2 separate regions of the Homo sapiens genome follow, and region 1 is linked to region 2. A link is a contact called in ENCODE Hi-C or POLR2A ChIA-PET data. All regions are on one chromosome and are shown on one strand. Each heading gives the region's core, a stretch centred on a gene start or an enhancer-like site at or near the end of the contact. The rest is flanking DNA. Distances are from core to core; before and after follow the strand shown.

Evidence for each region. Hi-C counts contacts between places; a loop is a spot of excess contacts on that map. ChIA-PET counts read pairs that join two places held with the same protein, here RNA polymerase II (POLR2A). Pooled maps may share reads with other maps.
Region 1: a map of gastrocnemius medialis shows a loop between it and region 2 (2.3-fold over the local background). The contact joins two enhancer-like sites. A Hi-C loop is called at or near these places in 11 of 168 maps with a recorded cell type or tissue (aorta, astrocyte of the cerebellum, gastrocnemius medialis and 8 more) and 8 of 50 pooled maps. POLR2A ChIA-PET finds 5 or more read pairs at or near these places in 3 of 52 experiments (Panc1, T-cell and activated T-cell).

What each region holds. Positions count from the first base shown.
Region 1 is chr11:76,335,233-76,342,373 of GRCh38, forward strand. No RefSeq gene overlaps it. Among named protein-coding and RNA genes, the nearest start is that of THAP12, 42 kb to the right of the region's middle. Within about 2 kb of position 4,184, at least 14 of the 41 ENCODE cell types and tissues checked have a DNase peak (open chromatin) inside an H3K27ac peak, as active enhancers do.
Region 2 is chr11:75,889,188-75,896,255 of GRCh38, forward strand. All of the region lies in intron 5 of UVRAG (UV radiation resistance associated), which reads left to right. Among named protein-coding and RNA genes, the nearest start is that of UVRAG, 78 kb to the left of the region's middle. Within about 2 kb of position 3,289, at least 4 of the 41 ENCODE cell types and tissues checked have a DNase peak (open chromatin) inside an H3K27ac peak, as active enhancers do.

The DNA of each region.
Region 1 (7,141 bases), core at 2,934-5,433, 450 kb after region 2:
CATGGAGAACCTGTACTAGGGCACTGTGGAGGAGAAATGTGGGGCTGGAGCCCCCACACAGTCTCCACTGGGGCACTGCCTAGTGGAGCTGTGGGAAGACGGCCACCATCCTCCAGATGGCAGAATGGTAGATCCATCAACAGCTTGCACCCTGTAGCTGGAAAAGCCACAGGCACTCAACACCAGACCATGAAAGCAGCCAAGGGGTCTATATCCTGCAGAGCCACAGGGGTGGAGCTGCCCAGGACTTTGGGAGCCCACCCCTTGCATCAATGTGGCCTGAATATGAGATATGGAGTCTTAAGAGATTATTTTGGAACTTTGAGATTTAATGACTGCCCTGCTGGATTTTGGACTTGCATGGGCCTGTAGCCTCTTTGTTTTGGCCAATTTCTCCCTTTTGGAATGGCAGCATTTACCCAATGCCTATACCCACACTGTATCTTAGAAGTAACTAACTTGCCTCTGATTTTATAGGCTCATAGGTGAAAGGGATTTGCCTTGTCTCAGATGAGAATTTGGATTGTGGACTTTTGAGTTAAAACTTAGGGAACTATTGAGAAGTAATTATTGTGTTTTTAAGTGTGAGGACATGAGATTTGGGAGGGGCCAGGGGTGGAATGATACAGTTTGGCTCTGTGTCTCCACCCAGATCTCAGGTTGAATTATAATCCAGTGTTGGAGGGGAAGGCTTGTGGGAGTTGACTGAATCATGGGGGTGGTTTCTAATGATTTAGGCACATCCTCCAGTGCTGTCTTGTGACAGAGTTGTCATGAGATCTGGTTTTTTGAAAGTGCATAGCACCTCCCCCTTTCCTCTCTCTCTTCCTCCTGCTACAGCCATGTAAGATGTGCCTACTTCCTCTTTGCCTTCCACTGTGGTTGTAAGTTTCCTAAGGCCTCCCAGCCATGCTTCCTGTACAGCATGTGGAACCATGAGCTGATTAAACCACTTTTCTTTATAAATTACCCAGTCTCAGGTAGTTCTCTACAGCAATGCAAGAATAGACTAATACAGCATCCCTGAGGACTAGTATTCTGTGTATTAGATGTTGGGGATCACCACCTCCAGAAGCAAGTACAAATGCCCTCACCTTCCTGTACACACACACACACACACACACACACACACACACACACACCTCCCAGCTTTTCCTGAAGTGCATTCCTCAGGCCACTGATCTGAGATTCTCCATGGTCAAACATTCCTGGGAAACACTGCTCTGTCAAAGTAAATGACAAAGTAAATGACAAATGATCACCAACATTTCTCCGAGACTTTAATACTTCTCTGCCTTAGCTCCCACCATTCTTTCCATCGGGACTGCTTTTGTTTTAACTCGTTTCTCTCTGCCAAAGTTCTATGTCATCTGTCAAGGGTTGAATCTCATGCTTTTTGCACCATGATGAAGGCTTCTTGGATCCTAACAAAGTGCTTGAGGTGCCTGACGGGTGTCCCCACTCATTGAAAGAAATAAATTACTGAGTGCAATAGGGGAATGACTGAAAGGAGGGAGGAGGAAGTGATAGGTGGATGGGGAAGTGGAGAATTAGATCATTGGGAGTGATTGTGACCGGGTTAATGAGTGGTGGCATGCAGTAGTTTGCTATTCCTGTCCACAATTCTACTCATTGTGGGTGGTTTAGGCAGGATCTTGAGCTCTACAGGTTGGACTGAGGTTCCCACAGTAGCCTGTTGGTGGCTCTTGGGCAGCCCCCAGAAACAGGTGAAAGGTCCCTCTCCTCAGCCTTCCCCTTGGTCTCTCATTCTTTTCTGAGAATGAGAACACTGCCACCAAGTCTCTGCCACCACTGGACAGTGATCTAGGAGTGTCTTGCTGCATTGCCTGTTCTTGTCCTTTAGACCATCCCCATGGGCACTCCAGAGGAGAGGGCACCTGAATTAGTTTGACCAGAGAAACTGGTAGGGCTCTGTGGAAACTGGGCTGTACTCACTTCCCACCCAGATTCTGCAGCTCACTGGACACCCCTATACTGCCCCTCTCAGGGGCCATAGGAGGGTGGACCTCCAAAAGGACCCAAAATGGGGAGGCCTATTGACCTGCTTATCCTCATTTATTTTTTATTTATTTTTATTTTTTGAGACAGGGTCTCACTGTCACCCAGGCTGGAGAGCAGTGGCACAATCATGGCTCACCACAACCTGGACCTCCTGGGCTCAGGTGATCCTCCCACCTCAGCCTCCCTAGTAGCTGGGACCACACAAGTGCACCACCATGCCTAGGTAATTAAAAAAAAAAAAAATTAATGGAGACAAGGTCTCACCATGTTGCCCAGGCTGGTCTCAAACTGCTGGGCTCAAGTGATCAGCCTACCTCAACCTCCCAAAGTACTGGGATTACAGGCATGAGCCACAGCACCTGGCCTGACCTACTTATCCTTATAAGCAATTTCCTCTGGAACCGTCACATCAGCAAATTGTCTACCCTCTTTGAACCTCATTTCCTCCTAACTCTACAATGGGTCTATCTATCTCACAGGCTAGTTTTAAGTTAAAGTAGATTAAAGTGCCTGGCCTATAGTAGGTCCCTAGCAGCAGTTACTTTCCTCCTTTTCCCCAGTCCTGATTCTGAGCTGCTAGACAGAGACTATTTTTCAGTTTTCCATCATGTGGTGTCAGGACACTGAATGTAGGATAAGTTGGGATGATGGGAGGGGGCAGCTGTGGCCCAGTCCATGTCAAATACAGGTGTGCAAATTTTAAAAGAAGCCTCACTGCACCTCTGCCTGCCCCCCTCCTCCCACTCCAGGGAAGGCTTTCCTGAGCCTTTCCCCTTCAAGGATTGCTTTTATTGTGCCATCTTGTAACTAGCCGGTTTTCTCATCAGTCTCCCACTCACTCCCACCCACCTCCCACAGATATGAACTTCCCTCAAATCAAGTGTCAGGGATGACTCAGGTCTGTGTCCTCAAGCCCACTCAGGGCTTGGCACAGAGCAGCCTCACCAAATAGAATAGTGAGAAGGACGGTTCTCTATAGTTGTCACTGAAGGTCCCTAAGGACAGTTTTACTGGCTGGGAACAGTGGCTCACGCCTGTAAGCCTAGCACTTTGGGAGTCCAAGGCGGGCGGATCACCTGAGGTCAGGAGTTCAAAACCAGCCTGGCCAACATGGCAAAACCCCGTCTCTACTAAAAGTACAAAAATTAGCTGGGCATGGTGGCGGGTGTCTGTAGTCCTAGCTACTCAGGAGGCTAAGGCAGGAGAATCGCTTGAACCCGGGAGGCAGAGGTTGCAGTGAGCCGAGATCGTGCCACTGCACTCCAGCCTGGCGACAAAGCGAGACTCCAGCCCCCACCCCCCAAAAAACAGTTTTACTTGCTGCTGAGAGGGTGCAGAGCTCTTCCAAGAGTGAGTGGGCACTGGGAGCTGAGACAAGGAGAGGAGATGATGTGGTGAGAGACGGAGTGGACAGAGCTCAATGAGGAACAAACTACTTTGTGATTTCCCCTTGTATTCATTCATTAAACTCAATTAACAGTATTAAGTGCCTAGTGTTTGCCAAAATCTTTGCATGTTCTGGCTTGGGGTACTGCAGTGTGTTGGGTGAGTGATATGGATCTTGCTCTATGCATTCTGGGCAAGTTGCTCAGCGTCTCTGAGCCTCAGTGGTATCAACAATATGGCCATAATACCCAATGTTTCACGAGGTGCTTCTGAGACATAACTTAAAAAAATTTTTTTTAGTGACAAGGTCTCGCTTTGTTGGCCAGGCTGGTCTCGAACTCCTGGCCTCAAACAATCCTCCCACCTCAGCCTCCCAAAGTGCTGGGATTACAGGCATGAGCCACCACACCCCGCCAACACAACTTTATTTATGTAAACTGATAGACACAGTCCCTGCTATATAATTGTTCCCTATTAAAGATAATAAAAATCCTCACTCAGTTCTGTGTGGTTAGAACGAGGGCTCCAGTAGGCCTTGGAGTTCAGGCCAGCAATCTAGTTCCTTCATCCAAGAGCTCAGAAAACTGGGGCCAGAGAAGACAGAGGTGGAGCAGGAAGAGATCCCTGGCCAAAGGCTTATAGAGCACTCTCTTTCCATCTATGCTGTTGTTTTTCCCAGAGTTTAGAGTCTGCAGAGCAGGCGTGTATGCTGGTTTGCCAAGCGCTCCTTTGGGGAAAGTGGTATGTGAAGCTGGGGCGCAGTTTGCACATAACAGAGCAATAAAGGCGACTTCCTGGACTCACAGCTGAGGATGCACTTAAGGACTGGGCCTGCAACGTGCTGCTCTGAGCACTTCCTCTCTCTGGCTGTCCCTTCTGCTGAGTTACAGCCTGGCCCGGGAGAGTTTATTGCTTCACCCCAGAACATTCTCTTACTGGATAGAGTTTGAGGCAATAATAATGATACAAGTGTATCTGTAAGATTTTCCACTGTTTCCCTAGTGCTATCATATTCTTGATTTCATTTGATCCCCGAAACGTGTTTTTTTGTTGTTTTGTTTTTGTTTTTTTTACAGCTGGAGAAACTTTGGCTCATGGAGATAAGTATCTTATCTGAAGTCTTGGTTCTGATCACCAGGTAGTTTCACCAAGTCTAGTGCTCACTGAGTACTTGAAATAAGAGTTGACACTGAGTGCCTCCTGGATGCCAGCCTCTGCTTGAAATGCTCCACCTGCAGTAGGTCCTAGTAATCCACACAGCCACTGTATGTGGAAGACAGTTATTATTCCTTCCCCAGATGAAGATGCTGAAGGACAGAAGTGAAGCAACTGACCCAAGGATACACAGCTAGAGATGGCAGAACTAGGGTTCAAATCAAGGCAGTTAGGCTCCACAATCTATGTTCTTCATCTCAATGTCAGGGTTTCCTAACCTTTATGGGGATTTTGGGCCAGATGATCCTTGTTGTGGGGCTGTGGGATGCTCGGCAGCATCCCTGGCCTCTACTCACTAGAAGCCAGTACCACTTCCTTGCACCACGGTTGTGACAATCAAAAATGCCTCCAGATATTGCCGAATGTCACTAGGGGGTGGGGGTGGGGCAAAATCACCCCCAGTTGAGAACCGTTGGTCTGTGTTATGCTATTCTAAAAATGACAACATATAGTTATTCAATGGCAACCCATAATTTGACAAAATATGTTCCTGGAGACCTCTTCCCAAAATGAACCAATATTCAGACTCAAACAACCTTAACTGCTCGCCTCCTATGCCCAATTTATAGACCATTTAAAAATGCACTGATGCCTAAATAAATCAAGTGACTTGCCCAGAATAACAAAGCTAGTATGTGACAGAACAGAAACTTGAACATTGGTTCCAAAGTCCACATGACTTTTTTTGGTAGTATTCATTCTGATGTGAGATAACTGTATTTTTTCAATTCTAAGATACATTTTATCCCCACAGTTTAATGGTTTTGAAATTGAGATGCAACATAAAACTAGTGTATGTTTATAGCTGAAATATGTTTTATTCCCCTAAAAGCTATTATGTAATTGAAAATGTGTCTCCACCAATAGCCTCTTAGAATTGAGACTCACGGGCTTGAGCTGTGAGAGTGGAGGATGCTGATGGAGTCAGATGGAAGGAAAGAGACACAGCAGTAGCCCTCCTGTTCTGATAGGACACCGGGCCTCTGCCCTGGCCATCCACACCAGTTCTGCATCCTTACCTGCTGACCTATCCAGTCTTTGTGACCTAGTTCACACCACACTCCTCCAAGAAGCCTTTCTAGGTCCCTTGGCACATATCTCACCCTGTTCTAATTTCGTCTAGAAGCCTTTTTTCTGTCAGAGCATTTTAGTAACAATATTGTATATAGCTGATTAAATGCTTTCTCCTTCATCATGAGATATGTTAGCATCCTTGCTTTACAGATGAGGAGACAGGCCCAGAGAGGGGTGGCAATCTGCCCAACATCTCTCTCAAGGTCAGTGGAAGGGTGGGGAAAATAAGTGAGTCTCTGGGTTCTTCACACCAATATTTCATGCTTGTCGTGGGATAGTTAACCACAATCAGCTGGTGAGCAGTCGGGTTAGCCAGACCTTTCCTTGGAGAAAGTGGCATTCCAGGATGTGATGAGGTTTGCCCATAGACTCCACAATAAAAACTGTAATACATGAGCTCAGAGAGGTGAAGTGGTTTACCCAAGGCCCCACCACTTCAAAGTGACAGCATTTAGATGGGGTGTCCCGATACCCTCCTTGTTGCTTTCTCTGGTTCCTTGCTGCTGTTTTGTCCAACCCTGACCCTTTTCTCACTCTGATGCTTCCAGGTCCCGGCCACACTTCTCTCCACTTCCTTCAGCAGGAAAGGGACAACAGCCTCTTCTAGGCCCATGTCTCTGCTCTTATTGATGTCACACGGGCTGTGGCTCCTCCAGCATCTCCCACCAATGCTCTCTTCAAGAGCCAGATTCAAATCCCTCCACCCACCACAGTGACATGCACCAGGACCCTATGCACCAGACTCCAAATCAGAAAGCCACAGAGCTGGCCAGGCGCAGTGTCTCATGCCTGTAATCCCAGCACTTAAGGAGGCTGAGGCAGGTGGATCCTTTGAGTTCAGGAGTTCAAGACCAGCCTGGGCAACATGGCAAAACCTTCTCTCTACAAAAAATACAAAAATTAGCAGGGAGTGATGGTTTACATCTTTTGTCCCAGCAACTAGAGAGGCTGGGTGAGAGGATCGTTTGAGCCCAGAAGGCAGAAGCTGCAGTGAGCCGTGATCACATCACTGCACTCCAGTCTGGGTGACAGAGTGAGACTCTGTCTCAAAAACAAAAAACAAACAAGGAAGAAAGAGCTGGAGGAAAAGAGACATAAAGTCCATCCCAGCAGTGCTGCATTTTGGCAAGCCACCTGGGGATGACACTGCCATCTTATAGGCTGTTACGAGGACTGAAATGACAAGACATCTGTACAAACTCTTGGTGCACCTTCGAGTGCTGTGGGATTGAGGCTGGCTGTGTGGTGCAGTGCGAAGAGCACTGCCTCTGGCTTTGGGCAGACACGGACCTCAGGCAAATGATCCTGAAATTCAGTTCTCCCATGGGAATAATATATCAGCCTCATCAAATTGTGGGTCCACAGTGCCTGGCATACAGGAGGCACACAATAAATATTATATTCCTTCCTAAGTGTAAGCGTCATTATATGAAGCACAGCAGAA
Region 2 (7,068 bases), core at 2,039-4,538:
GGATGGTGAATTTTGATTAAATGCAATACAGTTTTATGAAATGTTTCAGATATCTTTTATAACTTTCAATACATTTAAGAAACTATGAATCGGTTGTTTTATAGTCAGCATTATCTCTACATCTAAAAGTTATTAGAGAAAGGAAAGGGAAGCGAATTCACATTTACCAAGTACCTACTATCTATGGTACTGTGCCAGGTGATTCTTGTCCTTTTCCTCACTTAATACTAGCCAAAACCAATGTGGTTTGTTTTGTCCTCTCCATTTTATAGTTAAGGAAAAAAGTTGTTTGAGATGAGCTTCGTAGGTTCACCCATCTAGAAAGTAGCTGAGCTGAAATTTCAGGTTGCCTGCCTCTAAAGCCTGTGCTTTTTCTATTCTACTATGGTGTTCTACCCAACAACCCTGTGCATTATTTGCTCTTAGTGATCATGTTGCTTCATAGCTCTTGGTTGTCTGAAATGCTGTTGCTTAGAGTACTTCATTTATTCAACAACATTTTATTGAGCGCCTGCTGTATGTCAGCCACTGTACTGTACTCCAAGTGCTAAGAACACAGTGGTGAGCAAATGGATAATTTCCTGCTGTTGTGGAGTATATATGCAAGAGGCAAACACTGATACAGTAATCTAACAGATAAACATGTAAACACAAATGGTGGTAAATGCTATATAAGCATATAATGAGGGCCTAACCTATTCTAAGGGCTCAAGAAAGGTCTTCTTGGGGACTTGACTTTTAAAGCTACACTCCAGATGATGAATAGAAGTGAACTGTGTAAAGGGAGTAGGGAGTAGGGGCTGAATAGAGAGAGCATTTCAGCCAGAGGAGGTTAACATGTTGGAAGGCCATGAAATAGAAGGGAACATGATGAGTTTTAGGGACTAAAGGAAGGTCAGAGTGATGAGGGGGGAGTGATACCCGATGGGGCTGGAGAGCTAGGCAGGGGCCACAGCACGCAGAACTTTTAAAGGATTTTACCCTAAGAACAGGGGTCTTTGTGAAAGGAGTTTTAGCACAGCAGTGTGATTATCAGATTTGCGTTTCAGTAATTTCATTCTGGCTGCAGTAGAGACTGATTGTAGAAGAGGCAAGAATATTTGTGGGAGACCAGTAAGGAGGATCTTACAGTATACCAGATAACAGATGTATTACTTTGAAACAGGGTGACAGTAGAATAGAGAGAAGATAGATTTAAGAAAGTTTTAGTAGATAAAATCATTAGGACTTGCTGATGATTTGAATTTAAGGCATAAGAAAAAGGAGGTGTCATGGATGACTTTTGGGTTTCTGGCTTAGATGAAGTAACTGGATGGATAAAGGTGTCAGGCACTGAGAAAACTAAGTGACACTGGAGGAAAACCAGGTTTGGTGGAGGCAGATTGTGAGTTGCGATTTGATCCTGTGGAGTTTGAGATGCCTTTGAGACATTCATGTGTAGATGGAAGTAGGCCTTTGGATCTATGAGTCTGAAGTTCAGAGGAGAGGACTAGGTTAGAAATATTTATGTGGGGCCAATGACAAACAGTCATTGGAGTCATAAGTGGTGATAAGATGGACTAGGAACAGGCAGTACTGTAGGAAGAAAGGGGGCTAGGTACCCAAGCCTGGAAGACCTCCAGTTTTTAAAGTCCACATAGGGGGCACCAGAAAAGATGACTGAAAAGAAGTGGCCCAAGGGAAAGAGAGCAAAGTTTTGTGTAGAATCTCAAAGTCCAGAGAAAGAAAGGGTTTTGTTGTTGTTGTTGTTGTTGTTATTGTTGTTTGTCTTTTTGCTTGTTTTTTTAAGAGGAGAGAGTGATCAAATAGGAGGACCAAAAATTGCCCATTGGATTTAGCAAAATGGAAGTTATTCAAGTGACTTCTTCAAAATTCAATTCAAACTCTGATAGACATTTTTCTTTCTTTATTTCAAAGCTCTCCTCTTCTAAGTTCCTATATCAACATACTATGTATACCTTTGACATAGGATATACCACTTTGCAACTAGGCTTGTCTTTCTTCCTTTCTAGCCTGTAAGCTTTTGAAGGACAGATTTCTATAAATAATATTGAATTCCCAGCACCTGCCACAGTTTTTGGGGTATGCAGTTTGCTTAGTAAAAGTGTTTGTGATTTAATGAAATAATTATGGGATTGCTACTGCTGCTGTTCATAATATCTCATGTACAGGGTTAGCTGTTCTAATACTGTTGCAACATTAAGTTCCTCCTGCAACTGGTATAACTCACCTTTTAGGACAATATCTGGCACATATAATAATAATATTAATAGCTAAAATGTATTGAGCATTACTGTATATCAAACACTGTAAGAGCTTCACATCTATTATTGTATTTAATACCCCAAGAACCTTATAGCCAAATCCTCAGAGCTGTTGAGATTTTGAGTAAGCCAATAACTAATACTCCTTTCTTCTCCTGAGTTTGGAGCAAGTTCAGATATAGGTGATAGTCTGTAATCCCAGTGGATTTTGGGAGGCTGAGCTGGGAGGATCAGCAGTTCGAGAGCTCAGCAGTTCGAGACCAGTCTGGGCAACGTAGCAAGACCTTGTCTGTACTAAAATTCAAACAAAAAATTAGCCAGGTGTGGTGACACGTGTCTGTAGTCCCACCAACTTGAGGGGCTGAGGCGGGAGGATTGCTTGAGACCAGGAGGTTGATGGTGCAGTGAACCCTGATGGCGCCACTTCACTGGGCAATGGACGAGACCCTGTCTCAGGGAGGGGAAAGAAAAAAAAAGGATAGGTGATAGATAAATGTAGATCAGAACATTGGCTTTATTACTAATAAAACTGATGGACAAATGTGATTTAAATTATGTGACTAAAAGAGTTTGCTGTGACTAAAAGGGCTTGTCGATTCCTTCTATATACTTCCTCTTGGACTGAACCTCCCCCACAAAATAACAAAACAAGTGAAACCAAGGTCTTCCTCTTATAGGAACAAAGCCTGAGCCTCCAAGCCAGAAGCAAAGTTTGTATGCGTGGTTAGACAGGTTGTTTCTGATTGGAGAGAACCTGGAAAGAATTAAGCCAGTCACACACAGGTCCATCTCTGAAGCCCAGCCATCAGATCAGTCATCTGCTGGTCCTGGAGAGGAGTGAGTGGAGGACACAGAGAAACTGCAGATGCTCCTTTCATGACCTTTTCTCCTGAGAAATGGAGTGGGGCATTTGTCTCCTGTGTGGGAACATGGGAATGCAGAGTAAGTGTTTCCCTCTAACGGGAATAATAGCTAGTATTTAGTGAGCACTTCTATGCTGGCACTATTCTAAACACTTTACACATTTTACCTTATTTAAACCTCACACTTGGCCTTTCATAGAAGAGGAAGTTGGCACAGAGAACTTAAGTAACTTTCCCCAAATTACGCAGCTCCCTGAGTAGCAGAGCTGCGATTCAAAAGCAGATGGTCAGTACATGCTTATTGAATATATGATCGTAATTAGTGGTGTACTTTCCCCTATTGTCCTTCAGTTAGTGAGCTTTGTTAATTGGATAAGTTCAGCAGATCTTGCCCCCTTTACCAGCTTTCAAATGAACACCTGACATGTAGACTGAACCTTAAAAAACCTTGTCTTTTTTAACAAAGCCGCAAGCAGAGTTTCCAGTCAAGATGACATTGTAAGTGTACACTTTGAGACCTTCCTCAGCACCAAGCAAGAAGCAAGGATTGATGAAATCGGAGAAATGTAAAAGAAATATTCCTGGCCGGGTGCTGTGACTCACGCCTGTAATCTCAGCACTTTGGGAGGCCGAGGCAGGTGGATCACAAGGTCAGGCATTCAAGACCAGCCTAGCCAACGTGGCGAAACCCCATCTCTACTAAAAACACAAAAATTAGCCAGGCATAGTGGCGGGTGCCTGTAATCCCAGCTACTCTGAGGCTGAGGCAGGAGAACTGCTTGAACCCAGGAGGTGGAGGTTGCAGTGAGCCGAGATCGCACCACTGCACCCCAGCCTGGAGGCCAGAGCAAGACTCCGTCTCAAAAAAAAAAAGAAAAAAAGAAGAATTATTCCTTCCTAAAACAAACAAGAAACCAAGGCAATAAACATCTCCCAAACAGAAGTGGAATAGAAACACAAAGAAGTGGGAAGAAGCAGAAGACTTGGGCCTTCTGGCCACTCTGCCCAGAAGTAGGCAGAAAGATGGGCTCTTCAGGGTAAAATGAGCACTAAATGAGCACGAAAAGCTGAGTGGGGCTCTCCCTATTAAAAAAAGGGCCGAGAAAAGACAGCTTAGAGAAACTGCAGAACTTTAAGAATAATCCTAAAAGGGGAAATTTGAAAAGCTACCAGCGAGAAAGGAAATATTACTCACAAATTAGGCTGACAGCAGACTTCTCATCAGCAGCAGTAGATGCCAGAAGAAATAGGTCTTCAATGCGCTGTTAATTATTAATTGTTTCTAGTAAACTTTCAGTCAAGAGTGAGGGTAATTTGAGACCAGCTAGGGTAACATAATGAAATACTATCTCTACCAAAAAAAAAAAAAAAAAAAAAAAAAAATTAGCCAGGCATGGTACATGGCTGTAGTCCAAGCTACTTGGGAGGCTGAGGTGGGAGGATTGTTTGAGCCAGGAATTTGAGGCTGCAGTGAGCTGTGATCGCACCATTGCACTCTAGCCTATGTGACAGAAAAAAAAAAAAAGCGAGGGTGAGAGAGCATTTTATTGATTGAGACAGAGTCTCACTCTGTTGCCCAGTCCCACCTCTGAGTAGCAGGGATTATAGGTGTGAACCACTGCACCTGTCAGGGATAGTTTTAAATGCATAAAGATTGAGAGTTTACTACCCACAGACCCTTTACCCATGCTGAATGATGCACATAGAAGATGATACCAAAGGGAGCATATAGTGTATAAGAAAACAGCAAGGGGTATACAAATGGTTAAAACATTAGTGAATTTAATTTCTGACTGTAAGCTAACAAACAAAAATAAATATCTGATAAACCTATGTGTTTTAAGGTGAAAGAAGCTAGGCCATTGTTATTCAAAATGTAGTCTGGACCGCTGCTTGTCTAGGAACTGTCTGTCACAATCTGTGGTGAGCAACGTGGAAAAAGTGAGGGTAAAAGTTTCAAAACTTCTATAGCAATTTGACGTTATTGTGACTCTTCATTGTATTTTACAAAAGTATCAGTTCACAATGGAATGAAGAAAAAAAAAACTCCAGCCAACTGGTCTTTCCCCACAGAGAGTGAAAAGCATTGCCCTAGACAACAATAATGAGAGTGGGTGTTCAAAGGGTTAAGACTCATTGAGATCACTGATTTGTTTGGGAGGAGGATAGAGATAGTAACCAACTTTAGAATTTGCTAGAAAAAATTTTGGTCAAGTGTACATGTTAAAAATTTAAGGATACCTAGTAAAGGCTAAAATCAGAGGGCTGAGTGTGTTGGCTCACACCTGTAATCCCAGCACTTTGGTCTCAAACCCCTGATCCCAAGTGATCCGTCCTCCTCAGCCTCCCAAAGTGTGGGGATTACAGGCTGAGGCACCCTGCCCAGACTGTATAATCCTAGCACTTTGGGAAGCTGAGGTGGGAGGATCGCTTGAAGCCAGGAGTTTGAGACCAGCCTGGGCAACAAAGTGAGACTCCCGTCTCTACCAAAAAAAAAAAAAAAAAAAAGATGGAAAGCAGAGATTATAGATTTCTAATTAGCAGAGGAAAAAAGGGAATAAAGTATAGAAAGCTTTGTCAACTTGGTAGGTAACAGAAAAGGAAACAAAAGATAAAAAGAAACATGTAGTGTGGGGGTAGCATTATGTCCAAATATATTTGTAATCACAATAATTATAAATGGATATCATATAGTTTTGAAGTATTTCGTTTAAAACTTTAAAAATGCTGAAGCAACAAGGCTTTGAGAACAGGATTAAATTTTAAGAATGAGTGTTTTATACAGAAGAGGAAAAGTTACCCTTAGGAAGCAATGACAGAGCACATTTTAAAGCAGCTTTCAATAATGCCTAAAATTTTTGTTGACCAGTTCTTTGGCATTCTTCTTTTTTACATTAGCTGTGACCAGAAACAGTTTTATTATTATTGCTGATGATTTTGTTGATGTTAATACTCCCTCTGTCTACATTATCTTAATATGTCTTCAGGCACTATGGATCTAAAAGCTGAAATTACTTATCTGTTCATAACTTTTCCCTCTTTGTTTATCTGCTTCTCCCAAAGGCTTTACATCTTTCTGTTGAGTTTTTAGGAACCAAAATCTCTTAACTATAGAATACAATGGCTAAGTAGTTCATTTTCACTTCCAGGAGTGTGTTGGACACTACCTAATACACTGAAAAATTTTTCATTAAAATAAATACTGGATTTTAATCCTTTGTTCAGTAACCTCTTCTGGCATTGTTAGGGAGTGATATATTCTGGTTAAGCGTATGTAGCAAAATGGTCTTTATTTGGCATACAAATGTGGCACTCTGTTTTTTTTTTTTTAAAGGAAAAAAAAATAGAGATGAGGTCTCACTGTGTTGCCCAGGATGGTCTTGAACTTCTGGGCTCAAATGATCCTCCTACCTTGGCCTCCCGAAGTGTTGGGATTACAGGCGTGAGCCACCACACCTGGCCAGATACTGCAATCTTAAGTATTTAATAGCAATTCAGACAAAAGAGAAGTTGAATAAGTGATGATGCAAATTTTTGTCTTAGTTGTAAAAGTGATTCATGATTTTTTTTCCTGGCAAAAAATGTCAAGCGCCTACTACAAGCCTATTATTAAACTAGGTACTGTGGGATACAAAAGTATAAGACATGGATTCAAAATTTATTTTCTTTGTTGAGGAGATAAGACAGTATATATTCCAGAAGACATGCAGTTTACAAATGAGTTTAGTTTGAAAAATTGTTTTTGGTGTCATTTGTTTGCATCTTGCAGATAATGCAGGTAAGTTATAGCAGAACCTTAAATAATTTGAAGAGCACTTCAGGAAGAGGTTTTAATGTTTGGTGACTATTGGGAAGCAAAGAGGAGCTTTGTTATACCTTGAAGTTGGTGTGGAGGTTGGTGAATAAGGCTGGGTGACCTTTAGAGATTTCTACAGGGGTTT